Linked DNA regions of Homo sapiens: region 1 is linked to region 2. Evidence: read pairs that join two places in POLR2A ChIA-PET (ENCODE). Cell type or tissue: OCI-LY7. All regions are shown on one strand.

Region 1 (5,000 bases), 350 kb after region 2:
GGATGGTCTCGATCTCCTGACTTCATGATCCACCCGCCTTGGCCTCCCAAAAGTGCTGGGATTACAGGCATGAGCCACCACACCCAGCCTCTCTCTGTGTTCTTTTCTTTGAAGGTTTGAAATACCTACTAAGTCATTTGGGTCTTTTCTGAAGTTATTTCTTTCAAAACTTTTATTTTATTCAATTATAGGCTTTTTAAAAAATAAAAACCCAAATTATCCATTTGAAGTTTCAAAACCTGTTTGAGTTGACATGTAGTATTTCACTTACACAATTTTTTAAAGTTTTCAAACTGTTTTATCTCTTTCCTCTGTTTTTTTTTTTTTTTTTTTCTTTTAAGACAAAGTCTCACTCTGTCTCCCAGGCTGGAGCGCAGTGGCACGATCTCGGCTCACTGCAACCCCTGCCTCCCAGGTTCAAGCAATTCTCATGCCTCAGCCTCCTGAGTAGCTAGGATTACAGGTGCACGCCACCATGCCCAGCTAATTTTTGTATTTTTAGTAGAGACGGGGTTTCACCATGTTGGTCAGGCTGGTCTCAAACTCCTGACCTCAGGTGATCCACCCACCTTGGCTTCCCAAAGTGCTAGGATTACCAGCATGAGCCACCACGCCCAGCCTCTTTCCTCTGTTTTAAAAATTATTTTTCTTTTTTCTTGATTAGTTGCTGATTTTGTGTTATCTTATTTTTTCTCAAAAGCACCAGACTTTAAATTTTATTTCATTTTTAATTCTACAGCTTTTCTCTTTTCTGATTATCTTTTTAATAACAACTCGAGATATAACTTATATATACCAAAAAATTCATCATTTTAGGCCGGGTGCGGTGGCTCATGCCTGTAATTCTAGCACTTTGGGAGGCTGAGGCAGGCGGATTGTCTGAGCTCCGGTGTTCAAGACCAGCCTGGGCAACATGGCGAAATTCTGTCTCTACTAAAAATACAAAAAATTAGTCGGGTGTGGTGGTGCACATCTGTAATCCCAGCTGCCCAGGAGGTGGAGGTTGCAGTGAGCCAAAATCATGTCACTGCACTCCAGACGGGGTGACAGAGTGGAACTCAGTTTCAAAAAAAAAAAAATTCACCATTTGGAAGTGTCTAGTGATTTTTAGCATCTTCCCAGAATTGTGCAACCATCTGATTCCTTACTTTTTTTACTTTTGGTTTATTGTTTTCTCCTTTCTGCTTTCTTTGAGGTTGCTTTTGTTCCTGTTCTTACTTGTTGGGCTAATACTTTATTGTTATTTCTTTTAAAATAATGAAATAAAGTTTGTGCATTTATCCCCTTAACATAGCTTTGGCTACATCCAATCGATTTTGTTATATACTTTACTCAATTTTGATAGCATTTTAAATTAGTCTGTATAGAAAAGCTTAGTACGGGCAGGGTATAGGGGCTCACACCTGTAATCATAACACTATGGGAGACAGAGGTGGGATGATCACTTGAGGACATGAGTTCAAGACCGGCCTGGGCAACATAGCGAGACCCCCCCCCCATCTCTACCAATAGAAAAAAATTAAAACATTAAAAATTTAAAAAGACAAGTTTAATACAGAAGTATAAAAAAAGCATAGAACAGGCCAGGTGCCGTGGCTCATGCCTGTAATCCCAGCATTTTGGGAGGCTGAGGCGAGCAGATCACCTGAGGTCGGGAGTTCAAGACCAGCCTGGCCAGCATGGTGAAACCCTGTCTCTACTAAAAATACAAAATTAGTCGGGTGCAGTGGTATGTGCCTGTAATCCCAGCTATTCGGGAGGCTGAGGCACAAGAATCGCTTGAACCTGGGAGGTGGAGGTTGCAATGGGCTGAGATCATGCCACTGCACTCCAGCCTAGGTGACAGAGCAAGACTGCCTCAAAAAAAAAAAAAAAAGTATAGAACAGCTCAAAGAAAAATTTTAAAGTCACCTGTAATCCAATTATAAGTACATTTATATTTTGGCTTATTTCCTTTCAACCACTTTTTTTTGGCACATATAATTTAAAATGTATACCCAGAAATAAATATTTTACCAGTAGGTTCATATTGTTTTTTATTTTCTTAAGAAAGAAGCTTTATATATATTATGTTTAATTGCATAGACTCCCATTTAATTTAACATTACTTAATTATTGTGAATGTTTTCCATGTCTTCAAAAACAACTTTTTGAGGCCGGGTGTGGTATCTCATGTCTGTAATCCCAATCATGGGTGGCTGAGGCGGGTGGATCGTTTGAGTCTAGGAGTTCGAGACCAGCCTGGCCAACATGGTGAAACCCCGTCTCTATAAAAAATACAAAAAATTAGCTGGGCGTAGTGGCACATGCCTGTGGTCCCAGCTACTCAGGAAGCTTGAGCTCAGGAAGTTGAGGCTGCAGTGAACCTTGACTGTACCACTGCACTTCAGCCTGGGTGACAGAGTAAGCCCATCTCAAAAAACAGACCAAAAAAAATAGATAAATATTGGAATTCATAGCTCAATTTTAAAATTGGCTTCTAAATAATAATACCTTATATTAATAGTAATGTGTCTCATTCACTTACACTGGTGTACATTTGGAAAATAACTGGGAAGTGGCATTGCTCAAATAAGCATTGCAAAGGTTATAAAGTATTAGGTTATTGTCACTGAAGCATGGGGAATACCTTTTTCAAATTGAACTGGTGAAGACGAACTGTTGGCCACATTTATGTTTTCAAATTGTAGAATAAATATGTATGTGTGTATGTATTTACATATTCAGCCTTATATTGTTTAATTCAGTGTCTATTCAAAAACTGTCTTATCTAAAATAGTCTTACATTCTATCCCAGCTCTTGCTCTTTTTAAAGTAGAACCCATCACTTCTCGACTTAATTTCATGTATGTATGCATGTATATGCATTTGCATATTGTCTGTCTATACTAGTCAGTTTTCTTTTAAGTCTGCGTCTGGCTTGGTGTCATGGTAATACTGACCTCACATAATTAATTAGAAAGTGTTCCCTCCTCTTGCATTTTTTTTTTTTGGAAGAGATTTGAAGGATCGGCAGGCATATAAGAATAGATACTGTGTGATTGATTCCATTTATTTGAAGATAAACATGAGACAAAACTAATATATGGTGTTAGCAATTAGGAGGGGTTGTGGAGTGGGCTTCTGGGATACCTGTAATATCATCTTTCTTGACCTAGGTGGTGATGTTTGATCTGGATACATCTGATCACTGTTTCTGAATGTATGTTACATGTCAATAAAAAGCAGTGTCATGCTAAGTGCAAGGCAGAAGTGGATTGCCCCCAGTGCAGGCAATAAAGGGGTACACTGTAGTAAATTTTAAAACAATAATAAAACAGGCTAAAAAAATTCTTTAAGGCTTTCATCTCTAATATCTGTTCGTACTTTAACTTATAAAAGGAAAATGATTTTTTTTATTTGTGGAAACATCATAATGAAAGGCAATTTATATTCAGTATACTTTATGAATTAATAGCTTACTTTGTACTATGGAGTATCTTTATGCTGTCAATTAGATTTCATGTAATAACCTTTGAGGAATTGTATTAGACAAGATGGCTGTGTATAATTTGAGTTGAGAAACAGATTCACCTTCAGCCTAGAGCACAGATTGGCCTTGGAGTTAATTTAATTAACGAATTGTTCTTACCTGTTTCTGGGGGCAACTACTTAGCTGCCTCTATGTGATTCTAGAATGATAAATAAAGGAACAGAGAGGCCGGGCACGGTGGCTCACGCCTGCAATCCCAGCACTTTGGGAGGCCAATGTGGGTGGATCACCTGAGGTAAGGAGTTTGAGACCAGCCTGGCCAACATGGTGAAACCCTGTCTCTACTAAAAATTCAAAAATTAGCCGGGCACGGTGGTGGGCACCTGTAGTCCCACCTACTCGGGAGGCTGAAGCTGGAGAATCACTTGAACCAGGAGACGGAGGTTGCAGTGAGCCGAGATCAAGCCACTGCACTCCAGCCTGGGTGACAAAGCGAGACTGTCTCAAAAATAAATAAAGGAACAGAGACAGTATTGGGGGGCAGCATCATGATATGGGAGCAAAGCAGTCCTATGAACTGCTGTCTTCTCCCCTGGCTGATCATATGTTAAGTTGTTATAGCCAGTGGGTTAAGTGAATGCAAGTTTTAAAATGTTGCAGGTAACCTCCATTCCCGTGACCTAGTGTTTCCAGAGAGGGCAGCCTGTTAGTCAGGGGACTAACAGTTTAACCTCCCTTTTCATCTAGTGGGAGGGATAATCTGAATAAGTGAGACAGGGAGAAGAAACTGAGGTTGTGTGTCAGACCCTTCTGAGCATTCTCTCTTTCTGAGCAGGCTGTCCTCAGTTTTTTACATGATCTCTACTTAAGAGCATTTCTAACCCGTGATGGGAGGATGCAGGGTCAATCCATGGGTGAAAGGACTAGGTGAATAGATTGAATTTAGAGGTGGAGTGATTAGAAAGTACACTTGGGTGTTGATTCAAGCTACAGTCTTCAGTTTAGCTCCACCAGTTCCACAGCTGATATTTTGATTTCCATCTTTCTGATTCCAATGTCTTTTTGTTCTCATTTGGTTTTAGAACTGAGAGAAATTGACAAAGGAGTGATTGATTATCATCCCTCATACTCCAGTAGTTGTGTTTAGGTCTGTTTCTTTTATTTATTTTTTTGAGACAGGGTCTCCCTCTGTCACCAAGGCTGGAGTGCAGTAGCGTGATCTCGGCTCACTGCAGCCTCTACCTCCCAGGCTCAAGTGATCCTCTCACCTCAGCCTCCCAAGTAGCTGGGACTACAGGCACCAACCACCACGCCCAGCTAATTTTTGTATTTTTTGTAGAGACAGGGTTTCTCCATGTTGCCCAGGCTGGTCTCGAACTCCTGGGCTCAAGTGATCCACCCGCCTTGGCCTCCCAAAGTGCTGGAATTACATGCATGAGCCGCCACGCCCAGCCTTGGCCTCACAAAGTACTCAGATTATAGAAGGTTTGTTTATGATAAATATTTATAGTTTAGTAGTATTTTTTAA
Region 2 (5,000 bases):
GCATAGCAGTAGCCAGAAAGTCTGAGAATAAGGAAAACGGCAAATAAAAATCAAAGGCTATAGATTTAAACTCTCAGAGCAAGTGCTTTCCAACCTAGAAAATAACCAGAAAGTAGATGACCAAGCAAGAGGAAATTTGCTTTCACAGCAGACAGTATTTCAAGAGCTACTCAGCTGAGTACTAAGGCAATAAAATAATCAGAAAGCAGACTTGTTTTAACCATTGTACAGAAAAAAGTCATTTCATACCTCCTGCAGTCTAATTCATTCTTACAATGTTCTATTTTCTTAATATAGTTTAGAAGGATAGATTTATTACTAATGAATTAAAGAAATAACAGAGAGTCAGGAATAATATCAGTGATTTTCAAGAAAAAGCAAATTTCCCAACAAACAAGACTGCATGTTTTCTACCAATGAGAAAGGTGTAAATGTCTACCAGAGAGAAGCTATTTTATAACTACCTTTTATATGTGTATTTCTCCCGTGGGAGTTTCTGCTACCTAAGAATGAGAACAATAAATTATTTTAGTCAAGATCAGAATTGTCCACAGCATTTTCAATATCACTGACATATTCAGCACAAGGCAGCCAGCTGGGGAAAATATTCCTGCCTATAATTGGAAAGTGTAGAAAGATGGTTATGAGAGAGAATTTGAAGACCTATCATATGTGCTCTCCTTTGTCTTCACAACTTTTATTTTAAAGATTTCATAAGGACATCAGAAATAAAAATGGTCACATGTATGCATGTGATTGTGAGGAATACCAAGTGTCTGCATGTAAGAAATGCATGTATGTAAGAAATACCACATAAAGCTTCTGTCTCTGTACAGGCAGAACAGAAGCAGAAGTACTGTCTGCACAGTTCACATCTCAATGTGATTTTCACGTAAGATAGTCATTATCATCTGAATTCAGGGGAAGATGGCAATGTGAACAAAGGCATCTGGCTCCCACTTCCCACGCCCAAGCCTGACAGAAGTGATGGAGAATAAGTAAAAATGGGTCAAAATTTGCATCTGGGTTGGAAAGAAGGGTCGGTTGCCATACACAAGGCGGAAACATGAAGACATTTCAGCTTAGCACAGTATGGAAGAGCCGGGGCTAAAGAAAGACCCTAAGACCTACTATGCAACCTGGCTTCCAAGCAAAGGAATGTAGTCACAAAGTTTCAAAAGAAAGAACTGGAGGAGAACTAGAGCCCATGGAAAAATCAAGACAGGTCACAAGACAAATCAATGACCCATGCTCCATCTGGAGCCATTTAGCCCAGTGGTTCCCAAACTGCACATCAGAATCACCCAGACATCAGCAGATTTGAAGTAATGCTTCAACGTCTGTATTTTTTTAAGAGTTCGCCTGACAATTCTTCTTCTTCTCTCTCTTTTTTTAAACAGGGTCTCACTCTGTCACCCAGACTACACTGCAACCTCCACCTCCCGGGCTCAAGCAATCCTCCCACCTCAGCCTCCTGAGTAGCTAGGACTACGGGCATGCACCACCAAGCCCAGCTAATTTTGGGGGTTTCTTTTGTAGAAATAGGGTTTCACCATGTCCCCAGGCTGGTTTCAAACTCCTAGACTCAAGCCAACCACCTGCCTCAGTCTCCCAAAGTGCTGGGATTACAGGCATGAACCACCACGCCCCTAACCTCACCAGGCAATCTGATAGGCAACAAGGTATATATTAAAAAAAAATAGTATATATACTACTATTGCTACTGCTAATAATAATAATAGTAATAATAATAATAATAGTCCTTCTTTAGCCCACTGTAGATTAGTAATGGGGAAGGACTTCGAAGTAGAGGCCTCAGGACCTGAAGGTACCATCTGGCAGAGAGCCTGGGTTGACAGAAGGGGCTTGCCTCTTTCCTGCCTTGGTAGGCTGTAATGCCATAAAGAAGCCAGGCCCAAAGCCAACAGCTTCACCAATCATAGCAAAATGCTCAGAAATAAAGCACGGGGTGGTGGGCTTTCTCACAGCTGCTGCCCAAAGGACACTGGGTCACCCAACCAGCAGTAAATCCTTCATACTGAGATCTGACATAAACATACTAACATTATCCAATGAAAAGGAGGATCAAAGGGAAGGCCATCCATTTTATTATGAAGGAAATATCAGACCTAGACAGAACTTTTATCTTCCAAGGATAAGTAATCCAGAATGGGGGGGAAAAACTGCAAAATGATTCTACAAAGAAGGAGAGGGAAGGAAAGGAAAATTGTGCTCGGCAGGCAAAGAATGAGCATATTTATAAAAAAGAAAATATTGAGCAAAAGAATGGTAAAATTAGGCAGCATCTGTTTCATACGGTTCAATAAAAATTTTAAAAATAGATTCAAACAAGAGATAAAGGATTAGATAATAAAAGAACGTGACAGCAGAGAGGAAACTGGTAGAGAGAAGCAGAAATAAAAAGGGAACTAGATGAGACCCAAAGAAAAGGAAATGAAAGTGCAACAGCAGAATTTAAAGTGCATTGGAAATGGTAAAGATAGGAAATGTCAATGCAAAAATGCATATTTGTGTAAGTGCACATAGAGAACAAACTTGTTATATATTCAAAGAAGGCAGAGGAAAAAGACATGGACGATAAAAAGGAGAAAATGGGAAACCAGTGTGGACGAACAAGCAATTCCACACAGGGGTATTTGAAGAGCAAAAAACAAACTTTAAAAAAAAAAAGCAATAATCAGAGATGTAATAAAAGAAAATGTTCCTAATATATAGTTAAACCAAATTCTAAAGACCAAAAAACTCACAGGGGACCGGGCATAGTGGCTCACGCCTGTAATCCCAGCACTTTGGGAGGCCAAGACAGGTGGATCACTTGAGGTCAGGAGTTTGAGATCAGCCTGGCCAACATGGTAAAACCCCATCTCTACTAAAAATACAAAAATTAGCTGGGCATGGTGACACAAGCCTGTAATCCCAGCCACTCAGGAGGCTGAGACACAAGAATCTCTTGAACACAGGAGGCGAAGGTTGCAATGAGCCAATATCACGCCACTGCACACCAGCCTGGGTGACAGAATAAGACTCAGTCGCAAAACGACAACAACAACAACTCACAGGGTACTAGGAAAGCTCAGTGCAAAACATGAACATTTCTATCCGTCCACTACCCAGACGGAGGTTTCATGAAGAGACTTCTGTGTCACTTTCGAATTCCCAATGCCTAAAAAACATCAGACACATAATAGGTGGTCAATAAACATTTGCCGGGTACATTAATAAATGATTAATGTCTTAAATTTCATGGCTAAAGAAGCCTTCATGATACACAAGCTGAAAATCAAATTGCTTACATCGAATTTTTTATATTTTATTTATTTATTTGAGACAGTCTCGCTCTGTTGCGCAGGCTGGAGTGCAGTGGTGCGATCTTGGCTCACTGCAAGCTCTGCCTCCCATGTTCAAGCAATTCTCGTGCCTAAGACTCTCAAGTAGCTGGAACTACAGGCACACACCACCACCCCCAGCTAATTTTTGTACTTTTAGTAGAGACAGGGTTTAGCCATGTTGACCCTGGCCTCAGGTGATCCGCCCACCTAAGCCTCCCAAAGTGCAGGGATTACAGGCATGAGCCACCACACCTGGCCAGGATTTTTTTTTTAAAAGAAAGTCACACCTTCTAACTCTTCTTTCAAAGCTTCCAGTTCCCAACGTCAATAAGAAATACTTCTAGAATTCCAAGAACAAAAGTTTATGACCCAAGAATTTTATCTTCAATTGAGCTCTCATTCACATGTGAAGGCAACAAAAGACATTCTCAGATCATCATGGACTCAGAAAGTATCCCATTCCCTCCCTGAGGAGCAGGCAAATCACCACACAGAGAGAGAAATAGAGATAGAGAAATAATAGAGAACGTGGTTTGAAAAGACTGTCAGTAAGCACTGAAACTATTAAAACATGTACCCAAGGTTAAATCATCGCTACCAAGGTTTCTATAAATCAATATAAGAGTGAGCTCTTTGGAGAGATAATACATGTTAAAAATAAGAAACTGGTAATATAATGCTATACTAAACCAATAACCTAAGAGAAGAGAGAGGGGAAGAAATAAAAGGAAGTTTTAAAAATAAAAGGAATGCTAACTTATCTCATTCAGGGAAAAGTGAACAATATTTCAGTCTTAACACTGGTGAAAAAAGAAATACACACTCAAATAGAATTTGTCTTTTTTAAATGTGATCACTTGTAGAAAAGAAAACAAAATCTATACTATCTGACTCACTGGAAAAGAAAATCTGTGTAACAAAAAGAAAACAAAAGACACAGCAAAGTAGCATTAAAAAGGGAAAAAACAGTCCAGGAGCAGTGGCTCACACCTGTAATCCAAGCACTTTGAGAGGCTGACGCAGGAGGATCCCTTGAGGCCAGGAGTTCAAGACCAGCCTGGGCAATATAGTGAGACCTTGTCTTTACAAAATGAAAAAATTAAGTGATCTGCACACCTGTGGTCCCAGCTACTTGGGAGCTGAGGTGGGAGGATTGCTTGAGCCTGGAAGGTCAAGGCTGCAGTGAGCCATGGTTGCACCACTGAACTCCAGCCTGGGCAACAGAGCTAGACCATATCTCAAAAAAAAAAAAAAAAAAAGAAAAGAAAGAAAAAAAAGAAAAAAAGAGGCCAGACGTGGTGGCTCACACCTGTAGTCCCAGCTACTTGGGAGGCTAAGGCACAAGAATCGCTTAAAACCGGGAGGCCAAGGTTTCAGTGAGCCAAGATCACGCCACTGCACTCCAGCCTGGGCGACACAGCGAGATTCTGCTCATAAATAAGTAAATAAATAAATAAATAGACAGATGAAAGGAAAATCATATCACAAATAACAATGATGTAAGTTGGATAACTTATCTAATCAAAAATAAAAGTTTTCCAGAAAAGCTCTCAATACATGCTGTCTCCTAGAGTACATTTATAGTAATATTATTCAGATAGCTTTCAAGAAGGAAAAAAAGTAGACAAAGGCATATCATGCAAATGCAAG

What was found. ChIA-PET counts read pairs that join two places held together with the same protein. Peaks named below come from ENCODE experiments on the same cell type or tissue, not always from the same donor. Only the 100,000 strongest peaks of a DNase experiment are listed, where the experiment ranks them.
Region 1: POLR2A ChIA-PET joins it to region 2 with 5 read pairs; 1 of 35 experiments calls an interaction of 5 or more read pairs at or near these places.

Annotation. Positions count from the first base shown.
Region 1 is chr9:112,448,767-112,453,766 of GRCh38, forward strand. All of the region lies in intron 8 of HSDL2 (hydroxysteroid dehydrogenase like 2), which reads left to right. It overlaps HSDL2-AS1 (HSDL2 antisense RNA 1), which reads right to left. Exons shown (of 5, transcript NR_171779.1): 5 at 3,032-5,000. Among named protein-coding and RNA genes, the nearest start is that of KIAA1958, 36 kb to the right of the region's middle. In OCI-LY7, a CTCF peak has its summit at 3,135; a DNase peak (open chromatin) is centred at 2,355.
Region 2 is chr9:112,102,665-112,107,664 of GRCh38, forward strand. All of the region lies in intron 8 of SUSD1 (sushi domain containing 1), which reads right to left. Among named protein-coding and RNA genes, the nearest start is that of LINC02977, 65 kb to the left of the region's middle. In OCI-LY7, no CTCF peak of the experiment used is centred here; a DNase peak (open chromatin) is centred at 2,467; H3K4me3 peaks cover 598 bases.